Linked DNA regions of Homo sapiens: all the other regions are linked to region 4. Evidence: chromatin contacts called from ENCODE Hi-C or POLR2A ChIA-PET data. All regions are on one chromosome and are shown on one strand. Each heading gives the region's core, a stretch centred on a gene start or an enhancer-like site at or near the end of the contact. The rest is flanking DNA. Distances are from core to core; before and after follow the strand shown.

The links. A loop is a pair of places that touch in the nucleus more often than their neighbours do. ChIA-PET counts read pairs that join two places held with the same protein, here RNA polymerase II (POLR2A). Pooled maps may share reads with other maps.
Region 1: a map of A673 shows a loop between it and region 4 (8-fold over the local background). The contact joins two enhancer-like sites. A Hi-C loop is called at or near these places in 11 of 168 maps with a recorded cell type or tissue (A673, CD14-positive monocyte, Calu3 and 7 more), 1 of 37 single-sample maps with no recorded cell type and 14 of 50 pooled maps. POLR2A ChIA-PET finds 5 or more read pairs at or near these places in 1 of 52 experiments (H1).
Region 2: a pooled map shows a loop between it and region 4 (2.9-fold over the local background). The contact joins two enhancer-like sites. A Hi-C loop is called at or near these places in 2 of 168 maps with a recorded cell type or tissue (Calu3 and gastrocnemius medialis) and 6 of 50 pooled maps. POLR2A ChIA-PET finds 5 or more read pairs at or near these places in 2 of 52 experiments (BJ and activated CD8-positive, alpha-beta memory T cell).
Region 3: a map of ascending aorta shows a loop between it and region 4 (2.6-fold over the local background). The contact joins the promoter of ZFHX3 here to the enhancer-like site in region 4. A Hi-C loop is called at or near these places in 79 of 168 maps with a recorded cell type or tissue (A673, B cell, CD14-positive monocyte and 45 more), 34 of 37 single-sample maps with no recorded cell type and 47 of 50 pooled maps. POLR2A ChIA-PET finds 5 or more read pairs at or near these places in 6 of 52 experiments (A549, AG04450, BJ and 3 more).

The regions. Positions count from the first base shown.
Region 1 is chr16:72,958,943-72,964,745 of GRCh38, forward strand. ZFHX3 (zinc finger homeobox 3) reads right to left here. Exons shown (of 10, transcript NM_006885.4): 2 at 1-1,252. The coding sequence starts at 1,203. Among named protein-coding and RNA genes, the nearest start is that of ZFHX3, 86 kb to the right of the region's middle. RefSeq lists an enhancer at 2,334-2,834. Within about 2 kb of position 2,134, at least 3 of the 41 ENCODE cell types and tissues checked have a DNase peak (open chromatin) inside an H3K27ac peak, as active enhancers do.
Region 2 is chr16:73,013,049-73,018,390 of GRCh38, forward strand. All of the region lies in intron 1 of ZFHX3 (zinc finger homeobox 3), which reads right to left. Among named protein-coding and RNA genes, the nearest start is that of ZFHX3, 32 kb to the right of the region's middle. RefSeq lists enhancers at 2,227-2,727, 3,276-3,425. Within about 2 kb of position 2,708, at least 13 of the 41 ENCODE cell types and tissues checked have a DNase peak (open chromatin) inside an H3K27ac peak, as active enhancers do.
Region 3 is chr16:73,045,644-73,051,089 of GRCh38, forward strand. ZFHX3 (zinc finger homeobox 3) reads right to left here and starts at 2,485. Exons shown (of 10, transcript NM_006885.4): 1 at 2,109-2,485. LOC124903719 (a long non-coding RNA gene) reads left to right here and starts at 1,935. Exons shown (of 2, transcript XR_007065116.1): 1 at 1,935-2,157; 2 at 4,483-5,145. RefSeq lists enhancers at 1,779-2,314, 2,851-3,386 and a silencer at 2,076-2,925.
Region 4 is chr16:72,830,928-72,836,790 of GRCh38, forward strand. All of the region lies in intron 4 of ZFHX3 (zinc finger homeobox 3), which reads right to left. Among named protein-coding and RNA genes, the nearest start is that of ZFHX3-AS1, 170 kb to the left of the region's middle. RefSeq lists an enhancer at 2,191-2,360. Within about 2 kb of position 1,789, at least 3 of the 41 ENCODE cell types and tissues checked have a DNase peak (open chromatin) inside an H3K27ac peak, as active enhancers do; they include ascending aorta, where a contact is called at or near this core.

The DNA.
Region 1 (5,803 bases), core at 884-3,383, 130 kb after region 4:
CAACAGGGTGCTGGGGGTCAAGAGACCAGCCTGGGGCTGCTCGGGGCCAGCGGCGGAGCCCGCTGGGAGAGCTTCCTCCCCTTCCATTCGAATGCCACTAAATTTACCATAAAAACTGTGTCCGGGGCCTATGAGGTTAGCTGTGGAAACTAAAGGGTGTTGAAAGTTTTTGTTTTTTGGTTCCAGAAAACTTACAAGGGGTTCCTTGTCTTTGCCGATCCCTTGGATGATAGCGGAGATGTTCTTATTGCTAAGAATTTTCCGCTCGTCTTCGCTCAGGGTCATTCGATGGTCATGCACCGCGTGGGTCACAAACGAACGGACGTACCCAAAGGAGAGTTTGCACAAGAAACACATCAGGATGGGCTTCCTCTTGCCATAGAGCACAAAGCCATCGAATTTGGACAGGTCCACATTGTTGGGAACATCTTTGGATACGCAGGAGCTTTTGGCAGAACCGTCGCTGTTCAGGTAATCCTTGTTGCTTTTGTGTCGCACGTCAAACACGCGGAAGCTGTGCAGGACGGGGCTGAGCCCCGCCAGGGCTGAGGTATTCGGGAAAGCCTGGTCTGGGCCCTCAAACCATTTCCCGAAGGATGAGGCTATGTGGAAAGTGTTGATGATCTGCGGGTACACGGGTGCAGCACACGAAGGGTCCCCTTGCTTGCCCCCCGCGCCAGGGAGAGAGTTCAGGAAAAGCGAGGGGAGAGGCCCACTGCCACTGCCACTCCCACAGGCGCCCCCGCCCTGGGTCAGCTGGCTCAGGCTCTCCACAATGTACGCGGAGCCGTCCGGCTGGTAGACGATCTCCCCGGCCAGGTTCTCCACGTCACTCTCCTCGTCCCCCTCCTCACCGGTGTCGCTGGCGCTCTCCTCTCTCAGGGGTGGCGGGGGGCGCGCGCTGGGGCAGTGGTGCTCCATGTAGGTCTGGAGGCTGGCAAAGGAGGCCGAACATTCGTTGCAGGTGACCTCCTTGCTGGCGGGCTCGGAGGGGGGCCCGGCCGACGCGGTGCTCTCCGCGAGGCGCTCATTGAAGGGGGCCCTCAGGCTGTCCAAGGGCCCGTGGCTCTCGCCTGTGGACTGCTCCATGCTACTGGGTTTGTCAGGGAGGTGGGTGCTGTTGAGTTCAGTCCATTGCTGGTGCTGAGGGATACCGCACCCATTGTCCTTCCCCGAGACGACGGGCGAGTCACAGCCTTCCATGGTAAGGCCTGCGTGGAGCTTTCATTGCACCCAGTACGGAGGCTCGGACCTGAAGGGCAGAGGCAAGGGGGGAGGAGGGAGAGAGGGGAAAGAGAGAGAGAAAGGAAAGAGGTTAGGAGGGCCGAGGCTGAGGTCCTACCGCACGGAGCGCTCTAAGAGGCTTCTGTCCACAACACAGAGACACAGGGCGGAGGGCGGGCCTGGGGACACTGCCCCACACGGTCCAGCACACAGGGGTGGCATGGCCGGGTCAACAGCCTGAGCGAGGGATATGGGGAAAGAAGGCCAGGAACAGCCCTCTTCGGCTTCGAATTGTCACCGCTCTGCCCCTGAAGACTAGCGGGAATTTCCATTCTTTGCCAGCATAGCTTCGATGGGCCACAGTGGAGAACGGACGCGTCATCTCTCCAGCCCTCTACGAGGTCACAGCCACAGCCCTACCACTTATGGACAGCTCACACGAAGTCAGCCCCGACTCCGCGCACTGTCTGTGGGTCAGGGGAACACAGGGGAGGGCTGAGAAGAGGGAGGTTCAATGTCCCTGGAAAAAGGACGGTAAAGTGGGATAACGCTCATGGATTTAGAACAATTGCAGCCGTCGCTTTTACTGACCATGGTTCTAGTTTGAGAAGTTCAAAGAAGGCGGGTGAGGACCCTGAGGTTCACAGGGCAGGTGTACAGGACTAGACACACTCCGAAAAGTCCTCTCCAGATCTGGGAGGCGTCAGTCCCATTTTACAAGCAGTAAAACAGAGGGGCTTCAATCTAAAAACTGGCTCAGTGCTAATCTCACCACCATGAAACAGAAGAAAAGATGGGTCCCCAGATTCCTGTCTCCTCCACCCATACCAGTCAAGCTCCCTGGCCTGTGACTCTAGCTGACTTCAGACTAAAACTACGTAGGTGCAAAACGTGAGCTTGGTATTTCCAGCAGGAATGGACCAGACTCTGGATCTGCCAACACCCCCTCCAGCAGCTTCTATCTGGCCCTGGCTGGAGGGAGTGCGTTCCCCACGTGCCTGGTGGTTTTTGCTATCAAGGATCTGAGCAGCAAGCCGAGACGGCAGCTGGGCTCGGCGAGCCCCAGCTCCACACCTGCCTCTTAGTTATTAGTCGCTACCCAACCAGCTGTCGTTCAGCCCTGGGGCTTTTCCATTTCCGACTCCAAAGTGCCACTGAGCTGAATGTGCCCTCTGAGACCTCATGTCCCTGGGGAGGGAGGCATCGGATCACGGCCGCTCTGCTCCTGCAGTAATATCATCGCAGGGGCGATCATTCCGTCTGGCCCTGCTCCTACAGGCAGCTCAGCACCTCGCAGAGCCCTGATCCTTTGCCCGTAGGTCCCCAGCCACCATTCCCCTGCTGCTCCTCCTGGAGAACATGTGGCTGCTCCTCCACCCACCATCTCATTCACACTCAGCCGGTGAAGGTTTCGGCCAGGTTTGATCTCACTTCCCTCCCTGACAGCCCCTATCTTCTCAATCTTTTTTTTTTTTCATTTCTTGATTATTGACTGCACAATGAGACAACAGCTCCCCCTCGGGAAAAACTGGGGAAGGCAGGTTTACCAGAAGTCTCAGGGAGAAATAACTTTTTGGAAGAATAAAGCTATGATGTGTCTAATACACACATGCAAACACATACCCCTATCTCTCCATTTATAACTTCAGATTTTGCAACCACAAAGTTCCATGAGCCTTAGAAAGGACATACTGACTTAAAACAGAGATGACTACAGTAAACCAAACCAAACCAAACCAAACCAAACCAAACCAAACCAAACCAAACAGCAAACGCAATGGGACTTCCTCGCAAGGCTGAGCCGGGATACAGGTGAGACTGCAGGGCGGCTCTTCTTAGGGATGCTTCTGATTGGCTGGATGACATCTGATTGATAGCTTGGGCCAAAAAGGTTGGCAGGCCTGAAGGGGCGGGAGGGTTAACAGCCCGATTGTAAAATCAATGTCATAAATGCTTGGTAAGTTACAGGAACATGCGGGAAGGGGGGGCCACGATTGATAAAGCAGAACAGCTTTGATGCTGCACCAGGGACTTGTTTATCGACAGCAAAGCCAATCTCCTCTCCAGCCTGGGCTGGGCCAGAGAAACCTGCAAGCGTTTACCAATTAATTGGTGGGCTTCTCTTGCTCCGTTCTCCTCTTATTCCTCCTCCTCTTCCACAAACTATCCAGCCAAGAGGCTGGGACTTTTAAAACCTCCCTTACTTTGTTTTCTACTCCAAAGCGGAAGATGTCAGGAAAGAATGACACTGTACCCACCTATGATGGTGGCTGGTGACCCTGTGGTGGTGACACTAGAGCCCACCCATTCACGGGGAGCAGCAGCCATGAGGACACGGGTCGGAGAGGAGGAACCCACTGCAGGACCCAAGCTACCTCCCCTGGGCCTCCTTTCCATGCGCACCAGCTGTGACAAACAGGCCCGTTTGCAGCCTTGCCAAACAAGCGTGGTTTGTGGACTTGAAGCATTATCCTCTCCGGGGAGCTTAAGAGACATGCACTGTCTCCTCCTGCCCCATCAGAATCTGCATTTTCACACCATCCTCAGGGACCATGCATTAAACTTAAGACACTCTCTGCTTCACTCCATCTTCACCAATACAGGTACCAAGCACAGCTCTTCTGTCCTTGGTACCTGTATTGCTAGGTAACCAGGGAAGGTCAGTCTTAGATTCCCTGTGGTCCCTGGGAGGTGCAGGGATGGAGATGGAGAAGAGGGGGACGCGCGCACAGAGGTAAAGAAGTCTCCCCAATCCGCCACATCCTGTGGCTCAAGGGTCTCAGGGCATCTACCACTCCCCCGCAACAGCCGGCTCTCTCTCGCTCTGTTTATCAGCCAGTCAATAAGAAAAAGGTAGTTCTTACTTAAGGAGGCAGAAGTCAACTCGGCAGGTCGATCAGCACTCTGTCTGTAAACACGGTTTCCCGTAAAATCAATGATCTTCAGTTACAGAGGGCAGCCTGGGAACCCAGTGGGTCCCCGCACTTTTCCAAGCAGCCCTGCCAGCCTGACACGCACACCTCTCTTCAGGCTCCCTCCACGTTCTGTGCCCCTTCCCAGTACTTCCCTAGTGCCAGGGCTAGCTGGTACAGGTTCACACCCCTCCTCCCTTCCTGCAGCCCGCTTCTCTGCTGGTGGCACCCGGAACTCCCTCTAAAAAATGTCCAGGTATTCTGCTCACAACCCCCAATGTTGCACTCAACATATGGGCTTCAAGAATTCAGTTAGATTTTAATAGAGCACATCTCTCCAGTGAGAAAGTTAAAGGGAAGATAGGAATGACCTAGCTGGCTCACTGTCTGCTTAGCACTTAAATCTGCCATCTGAAAGGTAATCTTGTACAGAAGAATTCCAGCACCTTCATCAAGTATCCCCCAACTCCTGCTCATCTTCCAAGCTCCCTTGGAACCACCTGTAAAGCCCACTGCATCTTTGCAAATGTCAATCTTTACTTTTCAAAGATTGTTTAAAAGGATAAAACTCTACCCTGTTACCCTGTATCTCCCTATTAATCAAAACGTTCATCTCCCTCTTTAAAAACATGTGCTGATGACAGTTTTATCCTGTTCCCTTGAGGCAGAACTGGGTAAAATGCAACAGTTTCAGGGAAGCTGGGGTGGGAGGGGTGCAGTTATGACGAAGGGGAGGGGGCTCCTGCTGTTGCTCCAGCTCCCGGAGAATGAAACATGAACAGTCGCACTGTGTAATTTTAAATTGTTAATTAGCACAGGGTTAATTAGGCAGTCCTTTCACAAGAGGCTGTCTGGTAGGAAACCAAGAAGGGAAACAAAGGGGAAGGGAGGAAAAACAAAGAGAGAATAGAGGCAGTGAGAAACTGTTGCCTCCAAGAATATCCCATGCGGGATCACTCAAGAGACATCAGCCAGCAGGCAAGGATGCCTGATTCCCTGGGTGATCCCCTGCTCTGCCGGAGGGAGAAGCAGTGAATACCGCCTTCCTACAGGCGACCAGGCAGCATACATCAAAGGCCTCAGAAGTGCACATCCCTCCCCGTTGACTCAACAATTCCCCGTTCTAGGAATTCATCATAAGGAAAGAACCCAAGCAATGCATGGAGATTTAAGTTTATTCATGAAAAACATAACAGGAAAAAAGAGGAAAAATTTGGGCAAAAACAGACCCTAAATAAATTACAGTGCACAGAGCTCCATATGTTGTTATAAAGATGCTTTCTTCAAAGAAACTATTTATAAGCATGGGAAAATGATCATACAGATGCTAAATGAACACAGCACATATAGGTATTATGGAGAGGAAAACAGGAGAGACTTATATTACAATTTTTACAACTGTGAATTCTAGGGAATGAGGTATAGGTGACTTCATTTCCTCCTATGTGCCTTTATTTCCCAAAGCTCTTTAAAATTAAAACCATCATTGAGACAGTAGGATTGCTAGAGCCCAGGAGTTCAAGGCTGCAGTGAGCTACGATCGGGCCACTGCATTCCAGCCTGGGTGACAAAATGAGACTTGGTCTATTTAAAAAAAAAAAAAAAGGAAAAAAATTGAAAACCATCATACTGGAAGTCATCACTTAATGAGTTAGGTGTTGTGTTAA
Region 2 (5,342 bases), core at 1,458-3,957, 180 kb after region 4:
TCATCTGGGCGCTCAGGAGGTACAGACCTACCAATCACGGGAGTGAAGGTACCCAGGCCAAGGGGCTGTACAAGAAGGGCAGAGAGGAGGCCACCATCCTGAACACATCACAGACTGCCCATCTGTGCCCTTCAAGTGACCTCTAAAGTGTGGTATCAATCTCCACTGAACCTTTGCTCTTATTCCCACAACACTTGGATTCTTTCTTTACAGGGACCCATGTGAAAACTCTTTATTTTTTTATTATTATTATTTTTGAGACAGGGTCTTGCTCTGTCGCCCAGGTTGGAGTGCAGTAGTACGATGTTGGCTCACTGCAACCTCTGCCTCCCTGGCTCAAGCGATCCTCCCACCTCAGCCTCCCAAGTAACTGGGACCACAGGCGTGTGCCACCACACCCAGCTAATTTTTCTATTTTTTGTGGAGACAGGGTTTTGCCATGTTGCCCAGGCTGGTCTCAAACTTCCAGGCTCAAGTGATCTGCCTGCCTTGGCCTCCCAAAGTGCTGGGAGTACAGGCCTGAACCACGGTGCCTGGCCAAAAACCCTTTATAAACACTCTCTTTTATTTTTCTCTCAAGTATGACTCTTTGGGCCTCACCAAAATACAATTTCACAAAATAATGTCACATTATTTGGGGGAGGGGAGAGGCCACCAAATTTCATCTCGAAGCCTCTTCCCTCATTTCCAAGGAAATAGGCATTGTTGGAACAGGTAAGGCTGTAATATTTGGTTTAGCTTTGCCCTCCTGAGCCACCTACCTCTAGAGGCACGTGGGGGTCTCTTTCTTTGCCAACTGCACCAATTCCTCCACAGGACCGTGCAGTAGCTGAATAACAACCCCCGAAGACGCCCACATCCTAATATCCGTAACCTACAAATATGTTACCTTCTACAGCAAAGGAAACTTTGCAGATGCGATCAAGTGAAGGATCTTTGGATAGAGGAGATGATCGTGGATTATCCAGGGGGCCTGATGCAATCACAGGGGTCCTTACAACAGGGGCAAAGGAGAGGACAGAGTCAGGCAGAAGAAGGAGATGTAACAGAAGCATGACACAGAGTGATGTGAGGAAGGGGCCATCAACCCAGAAATGTGGGGGCCTCCAGAACCTAGACCATGCAAGGAAATGGGTTCCTCCTCGAAACCGCTACGAGAAAGCAGCCCTGCCAACACCCTGACTTCAGCCTACTGAAACTGATTTCAGACTTCTAGGCTCCAGCTACAAGGCAATCAGTTTGCGGTTTTTTGCATTTTTTTTTTTTTTTGGAAAAATGAAAGCTGATTTTTATTTTATCATCAACAGCCATTCTTTAGACATGAACATGCATACGTAATATTCTATGCACACATCGCAGTTTTGAACATTAGTTAATAAAGTTTAAACATACTACATCCTTACAGAAAACATCAAAATGCAAACTTAAGTTTGTGTTTTACACCAACAAGTTTGTGGTAATTTCTTCTTCTTTTTTTTTTTTTTTTTTTTTTTTTTTTGAGACACAGTCTCGCTCTGTCACCAGGCTGGAGTGCAGTGGTGCGATCTTAACTCACTGCAACCTCCGACTCCCTGCTTCAAGCGATTCTCTGCCTCAGCCTCCTGAGTAGCTGGGATTACAGGCAGGCACCACCATGCCCGGCTAATTTTTGTATTTTTAGTAGAGAAGGGGTTTCACCATGTCTTGATCTCCTGACCTCATGATCCACCTGCCTCGGCCTCCCAAAGTGCTGGGATTACAGGCATGAGCCACCATGTCCGGCCTATGTGGTAACTTCTTACGGCATCAAGAGGAAACTAGTATAGCCATCTGGAGAAAGGGGGACAGAACCACTGGACACACAGAAGCAGGGGTGTCCCTGAAGGGTTCACCCTACCAAGGGGTTCACACTACCCTCCTTCTCCAGACCCTAGGGACCAGCTGAAACCTCTCTTTCTCCATCACCAAAAATTAGGACCAAAGGCCTCAGATGCTGTAATCAAGAGCTGTGTCTTTTTTTTTTTTTTTTTTTTTTTTGAGATAGGGTCTCACTCTGTCTCTCAAGCTGGAGTGCAGTGGTGCAATCTCAACTCACTGTACCCTCTACCTCCCGGGCTGAAGTGATCCTCCCACCTCAGCCTCCTGAGTAGCTGGGACTACAGACGCCTACCACCGTGCACAGCTAGCTTTTGTATTTCTTGTAGAGACAGGGTTTTGCTGTGTTGCCCAGGTTGGTCTCTAACTCCTGGGTTCAAGTGATCCACCCACTTCAGCCTCCATAAGTGCTGGGATTACAGGCGTGAGCCACCACACCGGCCACGAGGGCTATGTCTTAGGAGAGGTGTTCAGTGGAGTATCTTAGCATTAGACAGAAAAAACCTCCCATCCTGGCCTACCGCATTTGAGATTTATAAATATCCAAATTAACCAAGGAAACAACAGAAAAACAGTAGTTGGACAAAGAGTTTGTGTGTGCTACATGTTTATTTTATCTAATAGGAGACACCGAACTAGAAACATCTACATTCAAGAAGAATCCCTGGATCCACAGTTCCTTTTATCAATTCACAAAAGCCAGGCCGAGCCAACCTTACCCAATATATTCCACAGGTGGGCCCGCCTGAAGCCTCGCTGTGATGCCAGGCAGCCAGCCTGAAGAACTGGAAAGCCAGGGCCCGTGCACGCTGGGCTCCTGAAGACAAAGGAAACAGAATGGCTCGGGAAGGCCGTGGCACCCTGCCCGCCTCCGTGGTAGCCTGGGGCCACTGGATCTTGCTGTCTCCGCAGCACCTGAGAGGTGTGAGCCAGGCAGCCAACCACATCAGAAGCTGGCTGCCGGCTGCCCCAATTGCACAACACCTCCAGGGGAGCCAGCTTTCCAGGACTGGGTTTTACACACCATACGGGCACTGGCCATGTTGACCCAGTCAAGGCATGGCACCTTGAAGAATGGCCCACGCAAAGACCGGCCATATGGACAGAAGGCATCCTGCCACAGAGCGATTTCTGAATCACCTCTATGCAAAGAATAGTCTTCTCTCTTACGCAAAGGAGATCCCATCACCACCATCTCATTTCTATCCCAGGCTCCTCCAGTTCTCTTTCAATCACAAGCCAGACTACCCAACCACTTAACTCTCTAGGCCCAGATATGACTTAATTCTCCCACTCCTGCATGTTTGTTGCCACTTCCCCATTTTGTGTTAACAATTAACCTGAAGTATTATGTTAACAATTAACATGAATTGTGTTTTGGTTTTTAAGGTCGGAGTAACTAGGATTACTCAATAGGATTTAAATGTTCAATTTTAGCACACATGTACAAGGCGCTACTTTGTACATGACAAGATGAAGTGGTTTAAAAAAAAAACAAAACATAACCACCTTTCACAAAGGGTTCTCATTCAGCCTCCTGCTTGTGAAAGATACGACTTTGAATAGTGAAAGTCCCAAGAAGGGTAATTCAAGCAAAACTGGTTTCTAGTTTGCCTTGATTCAAATTCTTTATGCTACTTGACCCATTTCTCTTTTCCTCTTGCTTCTCCTGATGCCTCTCAAAATAATAATAAACCAACCCCAGAAATAGAATCCTGTCTTCCTTAGATGTCACCATATGACTAATTTATGGCCTTTGTTTAAAGCCCTTACACCAGAGTTGACTCCAGTAATTTCCTCCTCTTCTATTTGAATGTCCATTTACAGCCTCTCTGTAACCTCTGGGTGAACTGAGAATGTTCTCTGTGCCTCTCATGATGTGGATTCGCACCCTGGTGACAGCAGAGTGGCTCCGAGCAGAATCTCCCCATTACAGCTGAAGCCCACTGGGACCCTACCCAAGTTCACGTGTATATCCCAAGAGAGTTTGCTGAACACTCCTTATGCCTTAATGCACCTTTGAAAAAAAAAAGACTAAGGGGGCTGGGCGCAGTGGTTCATGCCTATAATCCCAGCACTTTGGGAGGCCAAGGTGGAAGGTTCACTTGAGCCCAAGATTTCAAGACCAGACTAGGCAATATGGCAAGACCTCATCTCTACAAAAATAAAAATAAATCAGCCAGGCGTGGGGGCATGTGCCTGTGGTTCCAGCTGCTTGGGGGTGCTGAGGCAGGAAGATCACCTCCCTCAGCCTTGGGAGGTTGAGGCTGCATGGAGCTGTGATTGTGCCACTGCAATCCAGACTGAGCAACACTGCAAGACTCCCATCTCGAAAAAAAAAAAAAAGGCAAAAAGATATCAAAGGCTGAGTGGGCAATTTGAATGTGTTCCCAAGACGTGATGGGAATTTTCTACGTTTGGATTCAGGGGAGTGGGGTCTTAGTTTTGCTCTCATTCAGGGAGGTGGGTCCCAAAAAATATCCCCTGTTGGCCTTAGGAGGAGGAATACTTGAAAGGTATATCTGAAAATGCTCCAAGTTTTTTCCTGCCCCGCTTTCCAGTGGTGCCCTTCGCCAAGTCATGAAAACTCTGCCAACACTGTTCTCTCTCCAGCACTCACCTGGGCTCCCCACCAATGTCTTGGCTGCCGTCACGACTAAATAATGCCTTCTCTTCTTCCCCTCCACCCACCCCTCTCTGGTCTTTAGCACAACCTATCAGCTGACTTCTCCAACTCCAGGGAGCTAGACCACATAGTCCTCCACCAAGAGCTTTGCTAGCTTAGCACCCCACAGATAGAGCTCGTCCAGAGAATTGTCCAACCATCCATTAAAATATCCAAGTGGCCCCAGTGTGCCAGAGACTGCTCTCTCTGGACTAGGGCTAGGGGTAAGCAGCAAACCAAACAGGCTAAGACCTCTGCCACCTGCATAGAGCCCATGCCTACTGTCTGACCCATCCCTACCTCTGCAGATGCTCCTTAATTCCCCACTTTTACTCTCTCCTCTTCAGAAAATGATTTCCTCCTTTTGGATGAAAATTTGATTTTTTCGATGAAGTGGGACCTATGTTTTCTCAGTTTTTATCTTTTTTTTTTTTTTGAGACAGGGTCTTGCTCTGTCACCCAGGCTGGAGTCCAGTGGCACGATCATGGCTCACTGCAGCCTCAATTTCCCAGGCTCAAGCAATCCTCCCGCCTTAGCCTCTTGAGTAGCTGGGACTACAGGCATGCGCCATCACACCCGGCTAATTTTGCTTGATTTTTTTTTTATAGAGACAGGGTCTCACTATGTTGCCCAGGCTGGTCTCGAACTCCTGGGCTCAAGCAATCCTCCTGCCTTGGCCTCCCAAAGTGCTGGGATGACAGGCGTGAGCATACACGCCTGGCCATGGTTTTGATCTTATAAAATAAATTAACTCTAAGGCCGGGTGTGGTGGCTCACGCCTGTCATCCCAACACTTTGGGAGGCTGAACGGGGTAGATCATG
Region 3 (5,446 bases), core at 1,235-3,734, 220 kb after region 4:
ATTATTATTATTATTATTATTATTATTATTATTATTATTATTGAATAGTTAGCAAGTGTTTCTCAATAGTTCCCTGTTCATCAACACTGTTTTCAGGAGAAATGGAAAACAGTAGCTCTATTTCATAGAAAGTACAGCCATTTCAAAAAAAAAAAAAAAAGTGGGGGGGGGTTGTTGAGAGAGGGAAGTGACCCATGTCATAAAGACAGAAGGTCTCCAAGTCACTTAATTCCTTGTGATTCTGAAAGGGCTGTTTTTAAAGTCTAAAAGTGCTCGCTTCTGCATCTGCTCCATGTTGTTAAATAACACTTGTGTAATTAAATAAAAGAGCCAACTGTGACCCCAGCCCACTCTGAGAGGCACTTTACATGCTTTCTGAAAACTATGCTGGAAACACCATGAGGAGAACTCCTTAGTCCTGTAATTTAGCAAAGGGAGAGAGAAAAAGTTTCTTTTGGCCATCATAGCTACACACTCTCTGAAAGGGTGCCTGCAGGGTCTCTGCAAAACAGAATGAACACAAATACAGGCGTGCAAACATCCAGGTATGTACCTCTCTGTGAAGACCCCATTCTTGAAACCCTTCAATTATTTGGAACCGTGGTCTCCTGACTTCCCTCACACCTCACTTTTGCCTTCATTGTTTTTCATGTTTGAGTAGCAAGAGGGATTCAGAATCTCAGGCTGCCAGTGGCTGTTCTGATAACAAGGAGCAGACTCATGTTTCTTGCTACGGCCTTTCTTGATCAGGTTACCTTGGAAGGTGTATGTTTTCCTACCCAATGCAGTCCCCACCACAGCACTCTCGTGTCCTCCTCCAGCCCAGCCTCCTGGAACTCGTGATTTTCAGGGTTTCCCTTGAAACCTATCCAGAAACCACAGCCATTAACTGAACGTGAAGATTTGACACCTCCTGAATTCAGGAATGAGGGAACTCGAGGGGCCAACTCTACAAACTCGCACCTGCTGCTTGACGGCAAGGAAACAGAGTTTCCCCAGCTAGGGTGAGCTTTAAATTATACACTATTTATTTAGTGACTTGTCTCCAAGGATCTCAAAGCATAGAGAGAAATAAGATGATGTGTAACTTTCTCACAATCTACCTTCAAGGCTTTGCCCTGGTGCATTCTGACAAGCAGGACCCAGTATGAAGGAGAGGCCTTCCTTCTGTGCCCAGGCAGAGCCATCTGTTCTCTCTGGGGTTTTCTGTCAGTGGCTTTAGGGAGTCTTCAAGGACTGTTAAATGACACAGAGGGTGGGGGGAGGGATGACCCTCCTGGATTCACCTGCTCACGGCTTTCACTTAAGCCAGTTTAACACAGGAGGTACCACTGTGCCACGCAATTCCCTCTTAGCACACACCATGCGTGAGCTGCAGTCTTTGCCCTCCAGGCCTTTTCCTATCATAACACAGGTGTGTCCAAGGCAGAAAAGAACATTTTCCAGAAGGTTCGTTTCCCTCCAAGCCTACAATGCTTCTTTTTGTTGTTATTGTTTTTCTGCTACTGACCTAAACATAGGCATTCCTCCTCCTAACAGGATAAAAATCTTGACTCTCTCCTTTGCATCAGCTCCCCACCCCGCCCCTGCCCAAGGAAATAAATGCTCTGACTTTTCCAAGAGTGCGAAAAAACTAAAATTAGAGGGTGGACAAGATGATCTCCAAAGGTGCCCTCCAGCTCCAAAACTCTGATTCTCCCTTTAATTACTCCACAAGCGCATTCTTCACATTGTTTCGAACTGACCAGCGACTTCTCCAGGGCTGAAAAGGGTGCATTTTTAGGCGGAGGCACCCAAACTTCTAAATGACACCAGTACCACAAGTATTCAGAAGGCAGGAACTAATCCAAAAGCAGACTCAGGAAAGGAGGAGGGAGGGGAGGACAGAGGGAAGGGAAGGAAGGAGGAAGGAAGAGCTTTACTGTGTGCCCAGCAGAATTTAGGCGCTCTCACCCTAGGTAGGTGGCAACTGGAGTCTGGGAGTTCAAGTGCATCCAGCCTGCCCTTCCCCCACACGCCCCAAGAGAATGGGAAGTTCAGCCAAGACTCGCAGCACCTGCCCGCGGCTCCAGGCCGGCTGCGCGGACCCGGAGGGAGGCTGCACTCACCTGGCACACCAAGCCTCCGCGCACCTCCGGAGGGAGGCGGCACTTGCAGGTCCGGGGGCCGCGCCGCCATGCGCAACAACGGGAAATTCCAGTGGCACCCGAGCCCCGAGCTCACCCACCCCAGGCGGCATGCTCCCCACCTCCCGCTGGCCCCAGGACTCGGAGGTGGCTCTGGTCAGGAGCAGGGGGCCCGGAGACAGGGGAGGGGAGCTCATGGTGGCGGCAGGGCTGGCGGTCGGCCCGTCCCCGGAGGGAGGTCCCCGGGACGCGGCGGGGATTCACCCACGGGGCGCGGCGCTGGCGTCCGGGTCCCCGGCCTGCCCGCCGCCGCCGCCTCCTCCTCTGCCGCCGCCCGCCCGGAATCGCTTTATGTAAATGAAGCCCAACTCGCAGTTTGCAGCGCGCACCGCCCGGGGAAGGGGGGCGGGCGGGGCGGGGGGCCTTCGGGGATCCACATTACACAGCAACAAAGCGGAAGGTTAATTTGAAACTCACAGCCCCGCTGCCGCTCGGCTCCCCGGGCAAAGCCTGACATCTACAGTCGTGCCGGGCGCAGGCCGGGTTGCTCGGCGGCGACCGCGCCCGCCCGCCCGCAGGGACCCGGGGACGCACAGGGACGCGCGGGACCCGGGCGCTCAGCTGCGCTCGCTCCGCTTGGGGCGCGGGCCTTGGGGCAGGCCGGGGGTCCCGCGCACCCGCCTGGGGCCAGGAACCCTCGCCGCTCGGCCTGCGCCGCCCCGGGAACCGGCCCCGGCGGGAACAAAGCCCAGGCCCTCCCGGAGGCGCTGACCCCTCGCTCATCAAAGGTCAGGGGCCGGCCTAGAATCGGGCGAGAAGAAAGGGACGCGCCCTCGGCCACTAAAAGGAGCCTGAGGCCTCCGAACCGGAGCCATCGCTCCCTGGGCCCCGTCCACGTCACAGCCAGGCCACTCAAGCATGGGGACAGGAGCCAATGTGGACAGGAATTTATTGGAAACACACACCCATCCTATTAACTGCTTTACAGAGCACTTCTGTTTTTCAGTTGCAGAAACTTATAAAAACATCCCCCTGCTCTCCGTTGAGAGTTTAAGGATAGTTTTTGAGGCCAGAGAAAGAGAAAAGGAGAGATCACTAGAAAGATAGGAAGAAAAGAAGTGGGAAGAAAAGGAGATGCAGTCTACCATGTAAGCCTCCAGGCTCCTTAGCCTCACCTTATAAAGCCACATCACCGCAGAGATAGCAAAGATCGTGCCCTTTCCCAGGGAGTTCCTACCGCCAGGGTAAGATTTAAAGCGGCCACCCCAGTTGGTCAAAGTGATTGCTGGGCGCCTTTCTATCTCCCCAAGTTCACCTTTTCCAGTTGGTCAAAGCGATTGCTGGGCGCCTTCTATCTCCCCAAGTCCACCTTTTTCCATTCTCATCTGAAAGCCAGCCCCAAAGAAATCTCACCGGAAGTCCTCTGTCCTCCCTGTCAGAATCCCACCCTCAGTCTGAATTTACTCCCGATTCTCACAGCACAGAAAGGCACCTGCTTTTACCCTTTCTGAAAACCACCCACCCAGGCTGGCCTTACAGCCTGGAGAGTCTTTTCCTCGGGCACAATAATGAACCATGCAAGTGTTAGAAATATAATCAGCTCATGAGGCGAAGAGCAGTATGTATGGAATTGTATTAGCATGAGGCACACACTGACTCGGGAGAAAAAGGGATGCTTAGCTGGTGAAAACCATCACATCCCCGTATAGAAGGCTTTTTGCACAATGTAAGTTGGGTTCAGATTAATGTAAGTATCTAACCTGTTGGGTACAGACAGCCCCTTTCTACATTTTAGTCCAGAATAGATTCTGGGGAAATTTATTTATTTATTTATTTATTTCAGCTAAGGCCCTGGGAGAAAAGACTGCCTCCAGGGAATCATGTCCGATTAGGGACAAAGGAGGGCACAAGCCCAATTCAGTCACACGTGAGAGCACGGGGGCCGGGTGGGGGGAGTTAAGAGCCAACAGGGAAGGTGGAGGATGAGTTTGCAAACCAGACTATGGTCACTGCAGAGCTGCTTCCAGACCACCTGACTTCAGGCCCAAGAACAGGTGGTGTTTTCAAAACACACTGTTATTTATATTGGCCATATAAGTTGAGAACACCTTAAAGAAAACAATTAATAATTTAATTGAAAAAGTGACTATGAATAAGACATGAAGATGACGTATGCTAGCAGGACCGCAAGCAACGTGGCCCACAACGCAGAGATGCCTCTGGCAATCTCTCCGGAAAAACGAAGATTCCTTACCTGGGATAGGTAAGGCCTGCTGGATAAATTAAAGACAACAAGAAAATGTTGATACTCTCAGAAAATCTAATTTTGCTGCTTTATCTTCATTTTTATTAACAGGGGACAACCTCGTAATCTGGTGACATCATGATCCTGGTAGGCCCACAGACAAATACCTTCAATAAAATAAAAGCTAGAAAGCCCAAAGAACAAGCTATTAAAGTAACCTGGGAGGATGCAGCACTGCCTGGGCAGAAGGCCCGGACGGGATCTGCCCTAATACTGCCACTGTCCCAAGAGGCAGACCCTGCAACCTGCCTCCTGCACTTGAGAGGCCTGACAAGTAGAACTGAGAGTGACCCTGAGTTCCTTTTCTTTATCTGGCACCAGCTACACACATGATGAGGCCTAGTCAAGCCTGCCTTTGTTCCAGGCAAAAATTTAACAGGTAATCCACAGGCAGGTGATCTATGGCCTCTGTACATTATGGAAATGAGGGACTACACACAAGCTGGGTGTCACCTCTACTAAAACTCATTTTCCTTATTCATAAAAACAATACCTCTTCAGAGGGAATTGGCAACTTCTGCACTTACATATGAAATCAGGAGTTCCTCTGAAATACTCCTTGCAAATTCTATCCTCCAGCTCTGGAAGCCCTGGCTCTTCGGAGGGCAGCTGCCTGATGTTAAACCCATGGCCTACCCAGCAGTGACAGCCTGACATTCTCATCGCTCCATCCTGAACACTGCTGACAAATAAACCCACTCTCAGAAAAGGCAATTCTTCCCTCGCAGTTCTCCATACCCAGTCTCGTCTCATCTGGAAAGCGTAATTGGCAACAGCCGAAAGGATAAATATTTAAAAATAAATCAGGGAGCGCTAACCCCTTCCCTACTCCTCCCCTTACCCACTCTCCAAGCCAGAGGCCTGCCCCCTAACGCTGAGCTGGCTGGTAAATTACAATGATTCTACCGAGCCAAACCTGCTTGTCTCTCTCTTTCTCTACACATACACACTTACTAATGCTGTATCCTTCCACTTTTGCAAAGGTAAATATGATCTCTAAGATACAGTGGATGTC
Region 4 (5,863 bases), core at 539-3,038:
TCAGCAGACCAGACCCCAGCAAGGAAGTACTGGGTCTGGCTTAGAACACTGGATCAGGCCTCTATCCAGCACCGCCAGAGGTCTGTCCAACCCCAATTCAACTTTTCAGTATTTTAAAGTATCATGCCTTCTGACCCTCTAGAAAACAGCCTCTACCCCAATGCTACTTTTCCATTTTTCTAAATGTCATGCCTTCTGACTGTCTAGAAAACAGCCTCTAAATGTATCTCACGAAGGAAGTAACAGGAGTACAAAGTAAATTGGTCTCAAAGGGTTTCTAAAACACTGAGGAAGAAGATGTCTATTTAGAATCAGATTGTCTTGACTCAAGAGATGATGGAGGTCCAAGGTCTGGAAAACTGAACTAGTGTCACGGAACGTTCTTTCTTCCTTACCACCAAGAGGGAGTTTATGAGGCAGTCACTGGGAATACAGGTGAAATACGGTACTGTTTATTTTCATCTCCAACTCAGGATTCCACATATAATTTCTCTGTCTCCTTCTTTGTCTCACTGCACAATAAAGTCAACATCAAGTTTCCCTACCCTACCCTTAGTTCAAACAGAGAAAAATCAGGCAACCACAGCTTGAAGTCAATCAGATATAGAGCCCCACATTGACACCATACATCATTTAGTAGAGTAAACATGTATAGGTGTCAGTAGAGTAATAACAAATTACACAGCGTGACACAGGAACTATCTTCATTATGTCCAGGTGGGACGTTCTGTGCACATTTTTAGGATTTCAATAAAATTGTTCAACACTATAATGATAAAATTCATCTTTGAATGGTGATACCAGCGTGCGGTCAATGAATATTATTGCATTCGGTCTACCCAGATGAGCTAGGTCCCTTAAAGGACCCTTATTTGTCCCAATACATGCTGTGATACAAAATATCTGTAGTGTTGATACATTTATGCCTATTGTTCCATTATTGGAACACTAAGCTTGTAGGAGTTATTTATATCCTACTGCCCAAGGTCATCGCCAAGGTCTGATTTTTCACACACAAAAAATTTGCAATCTCCAGCATAAATGGGATAATCAAATTTGATTAGGCAAAGAGATGGCTCAATGGCCTCTCATCTCTAGTGCATACATATGACCACCTTAGATGAAGACAGTCTGATACCTACAAACTACAGAACACCCTGAGATGGTGATGTGCAGTGTCTGAAGGTGCTGCTCAGCAGACATGGGAAGGGATTTACCCACTGGGGGGCCATCTCCAAGCCAGCACATTATACAGCCTGCAGCTATCACAGCAGAGCACTAAAAACTCACAGTCACCCAACACTGACCCCAATTCTTTGAGCCTTACCAAACAAATCTGTTGAGAAACTAGAGACTGTAATGTATAAGCAGATCATTGATGCATCAAGCATGGAAACTGCATGTTGCTTTGTGAATATTCCTGGAGCTCTCATTCTGTGAGCCCACTTGGGCTTTTGCTTTCTTCCCTCCCTGCCCTACTGCAAGCAGAAAATGAAGGCAGCTGAGTTCCGATGAGAGGATCAACGAAAGAGGTTATTTCAAGAACTTATTTTGCTTATCTCTTTTTTTAAAAAGATTTACAAATCAAGTCCTCTTCTTGAGTTCCTAGGTTTAATATTATCATTTGTGATTCATTCACTAAAAGGCTGTTCTATGCGTGGTAGAAGAAGAAATGATTACGAAAATCCTGGATAAGCCAGCTCCCTTTCAAGGGGATCAGTGTCCTCAGTCCCCCACCCCCACCTAAAAAGCAGGTCCCATTCAGCCCAGCCAGCTCATCCCTGCAGTTCCATCCAGGACCTACAGGTGTCGCCCTCCGCATGGCGAGGCCCGGAAGGGCAGCTGGCTGCAGGAGGCAGAGGAGTCTGGACCGCCTAACCTGAGCATGTGGAAATAATATATGTCTTCAAGTGAACTGTCTGGTCCTGGAGAAATAAAATAGGACATTCATAAGCAGTTACACCATCTGTCTTTATACCATCATCATCAACAGCAAGAGGAAAAATAGCTCTTTAAAATGGATGAAAGCCCAGGCTGACAGTAACCGGAAAACTGTGAGCTCTGAATACCAATAAAGGTAGAGAAATGATTAAAAAACAGAGATGCAAACTGAAAATTTGTCTGGACAGCTCAGGCCCACGATGCTTTGCAGGCAGGGTGTGTTTTATTGGTTCCGAAAGCATAAAGCAAGCTGCTTACCAAGAGCCAGGCCTGGGGAAGGGCTTGGTCTCCCGGCCCTGGAAACACGTGGGAACCAGGGGCAAAATAGCATCCCGCTTTGAAACAGAGATCTGCGTCCACACGCTAAGCTCCTAGGGCTGTTATCTAGCCCTTGTTCTCTTTAGGAATGTAGATTTGATACACACGTGCTGGAGAATGGAGGGGAGGTTTTTTGCTTTTCCCCCCACAGATCATGGATTGCATTCCCCCCTCTTCTGCGAAGTCACTGGTAACTGGCTGGGTCATTATTACAGAGGCTGCAGATTTTTTTCCCCTATAATATTAGCTACTGACAGATGGTGGGAACAAGTGAAGACCTGATGGACTGATGATCGGTTTTATCTGGAAAATCCTGTCTTTCCTACAGAAAAAGAGACCAAGACACATAACAGCCACTGTGCCATTTTTAAGGCTGAAACAGACAAATCAAAACCATCTTCTCCTTCAAGCATTTAATGGTATTTCCAATCCCAACCAGAGCACACCAGGAATGCTTTCCCAAGGGCGTGGCCAGGACCTGGGAGAGAAGGTCATCCCCACTCCCCTAGTCCCGCCCTGGTTCTGGGCAGGAGGTAGCAGGCCCAATGCCTCCCAGACAGCTCTGTGTTTTAGAAGACACCAGAGAAGGTGTCTCTAAAACCCATACGGAAGCCCACAGTAGCCTCAAACTGGAGCACCCCCTCCTGTGTGTGTTTTCATGTTAAAGAGTTAGGGAAATAAAAGCAAATACTGGAAAACTGCAGTGTCTTCCTAGGGTCCCTTCTGCCTTTCATTTCCATGTTCAACAGTGACTGAAGGCCTTTAAAAAACCTCTTTGGCTGGGCATGGTGGCTCATGTCTGTAAATCCCAGCACTTTGAGAGGCCGAGGTAGGTGGATTGCTTGAACTCAGGAGTTTGAGACCAACCTGGGCAAGAGAGTGAGACTCCATCTCTACAAAAAATGCAAAAATTAGCTGGGTGTGATGGCACATGCTTGTAGTCGTAGCTAACTTGGGAGGCTGAGGTGGGAGGATTACTTGAGCCCAGGCAGTTGAGGCTGCAGTGAGCCATGACTGCATCACTGCACTCTAGCCTGGGCAACAGAGTGAGACCCTGTCTCAAAAACAAAACAAAACAAAACTCTTTCCATCACCACCTCCTTTTTACAACTGCTTCTCCCAGATAGCACTTACTTACTAGTGCCTGGCAAAATCCAGCCTGCTCATCACTCAGGCTTCCTGACTAAGTGCAGAGCCCTGAAGTGCAAGAATTCCAGCAGATAAATACCTTCTAAAGGGGAAAGCTTCCTAGGACAGCTTCAGTTAAGGGGATGATACCCCAGTCCCAGAAAATTTCCCTTCAATCAAAGTGGTTTTGCTGACCACAAATGCAAATTGATCTCTTAATATACCTTATACTTAGCATCTTGGTAAAGGTGACTGCACAATTCCCCCATCGGTGGTGAAATCTGCTCCTGAAGGAGGAGAGCATGCCAACTGGCAGCCCCATGGGAATTTGCACCAATCTTATGAACAACCTGGAAATTGGTTCGCGAAAGCAGCACCAGGCAGAAGCCAAAAATAGAGGTGGCATCACCACAAAGCCAGCATTCAACCCCGCAACCTCACTGTATGCACTCCCCAAACGCATCACCCAAGAAAATGTTCTAGCTGTTTAAAAAAGAAAAAAAAAAAGGTACTATTTTCCCAAATAATGGGGGCCAAGTGACGTGTCCACGGCGGGTATTCTACGAATCACTTATAAGCTTGAAGGAAGGGGAGTCAATCAATGATTAAGACTAGTCCCTCTGTTCCTAACTCTTAACAGGATAATGCAGATTAATTCAAACCTTCCCCAAACCTGACAAAGCCCCCATAGTGCCTCAGTGTGACAGAAATTTGGAAATTCTCCTAAGAATCAGGGTATCTGTACCCGAGGCTCTCACATGATCATGTTACTTAAATAATACACCAATCTGTGATCCCCGAAGAATGAAATTGTTCTTTCCTTTTTCTTTGGAGGGTGGGATGTTTGAGGGTGGGGGTGAAATAAAGTGCGTTTGCCTGTCGGCAGGCTCAAGAGCTGAGAAACATTAGCTGTCATGAACCACAATCAAATCAGGTTTGAAATATTTAGCAGTGGCTTGGAAAATGCGGCGGTGCAGCTCTGACAGGCGAGATGTGCACAGACACCCACTTTCCATTATAATGGAAATATCAGGCCTGTTCTGAATATGTATAACCCAGAAAAATGTATTGATTTTTCATTCGGCATTAAAAAAAATGAAATAGCCTGCAGCTGTCAAAAGCCTTTTGTTAAAAGCTCATCTTTCCTGGAATGAGGTTTACCAGAAACAAGTTTTAATTGTATATAGGACCTCTTCTTTGAAAAACAAAATAACCTATCTGCTTACTTTGAAGATAGAGTTAAAGCTTTTCCTTTCTCCATTTTCAACCTAATTAACCCAAGGACGACCACTGAAGCAGGTGGGAAAGGCGGGGTACACTCTGACCATCAAGACTGACACGGAGGATGGCAGCTACAAGTGGCGTTTGCTGGTGTCTCTGTGGTGGGTGGAAGGAAGGACTCGGGGATGTGCCTCGCTCTCGTTCCTCTAACTCCTGTGTAGGTGCGGCATCCTGAGACTCATTGTATACCCTGACCAATCACTTGTCTTCTTTAAGCCTTGGCTGGCACAACTGGAAAACGAGGGCAGAACACTCTAGCGTGTCCAATCCTCTTGGCATTTTGTTATCAATGGGAAACCTCTACTGGCTGCAAATATTCTACAGAATATGCAGGCTTTATTTTGCAAATACAGGTCAAATCAAATCCCACAATATAAAAGATGACTACTAAGGCCTAGACCACTTATTTCAAATAAAATCCAGTGCGTTATAATTCTGCTACAATAGAAACTTTTAACGGAACACAATCTGCAATGCTGGTGGACGGGCAGTTGTGTTGCTCCCAGCTTGTTACTTCTACTCCCGTCTTCTCTCTCTAAGCCAGGAAGGAAGAGGCTAGTGGTGGTAATCTTTGTGGCTACACCGATGGAGGTGGGCCACTCCCTATGCCATTCTCCCTCTGTGACTTTCGAGCAAGTGGAGTCTCATCGAATAGTGACCACAAGTCCTGCCAGTGACTCTCCATGAGCCCCAAGCTATATCCTACCTGTACCGTGACAGCCAGACCCAGAATGTAGCAACCTACTCTGCAACATCCCAGACACATCTCAAATATTTACTCCCTGGTTTTATTCCATGGTGTTCTTCCAGCCCTGACAACCTGGCTAGATGCCCGAGAGGTAACTTCCAAGCGATTAGGTCTTCTGGGTAACAATGCCCTGCCTCGGGAATTTTCCCTTAAATCAAGGTGGTTTTTGCTTACCACAAATACAAATTGTTCTCATCACACATCGTACACTCAGCATCTTAGTAAAGGTGACTGCATGTTCTCATGTATGTACACGGAAAAGGGAATTTGCCAATCTCCATGGAAGTCCTCTGTGGATAATCATCTAAATTAAAAAAAAAACACCAACCAACTTTGCCCATTCCATCTTCTACTTCTCAGCAGAGTATATACATTTACTGAGGAAAACGCCAGATCACAAGAGGAAGGGCCTGGGATCCAAACCAGCACTGATGAGTGGGACATATT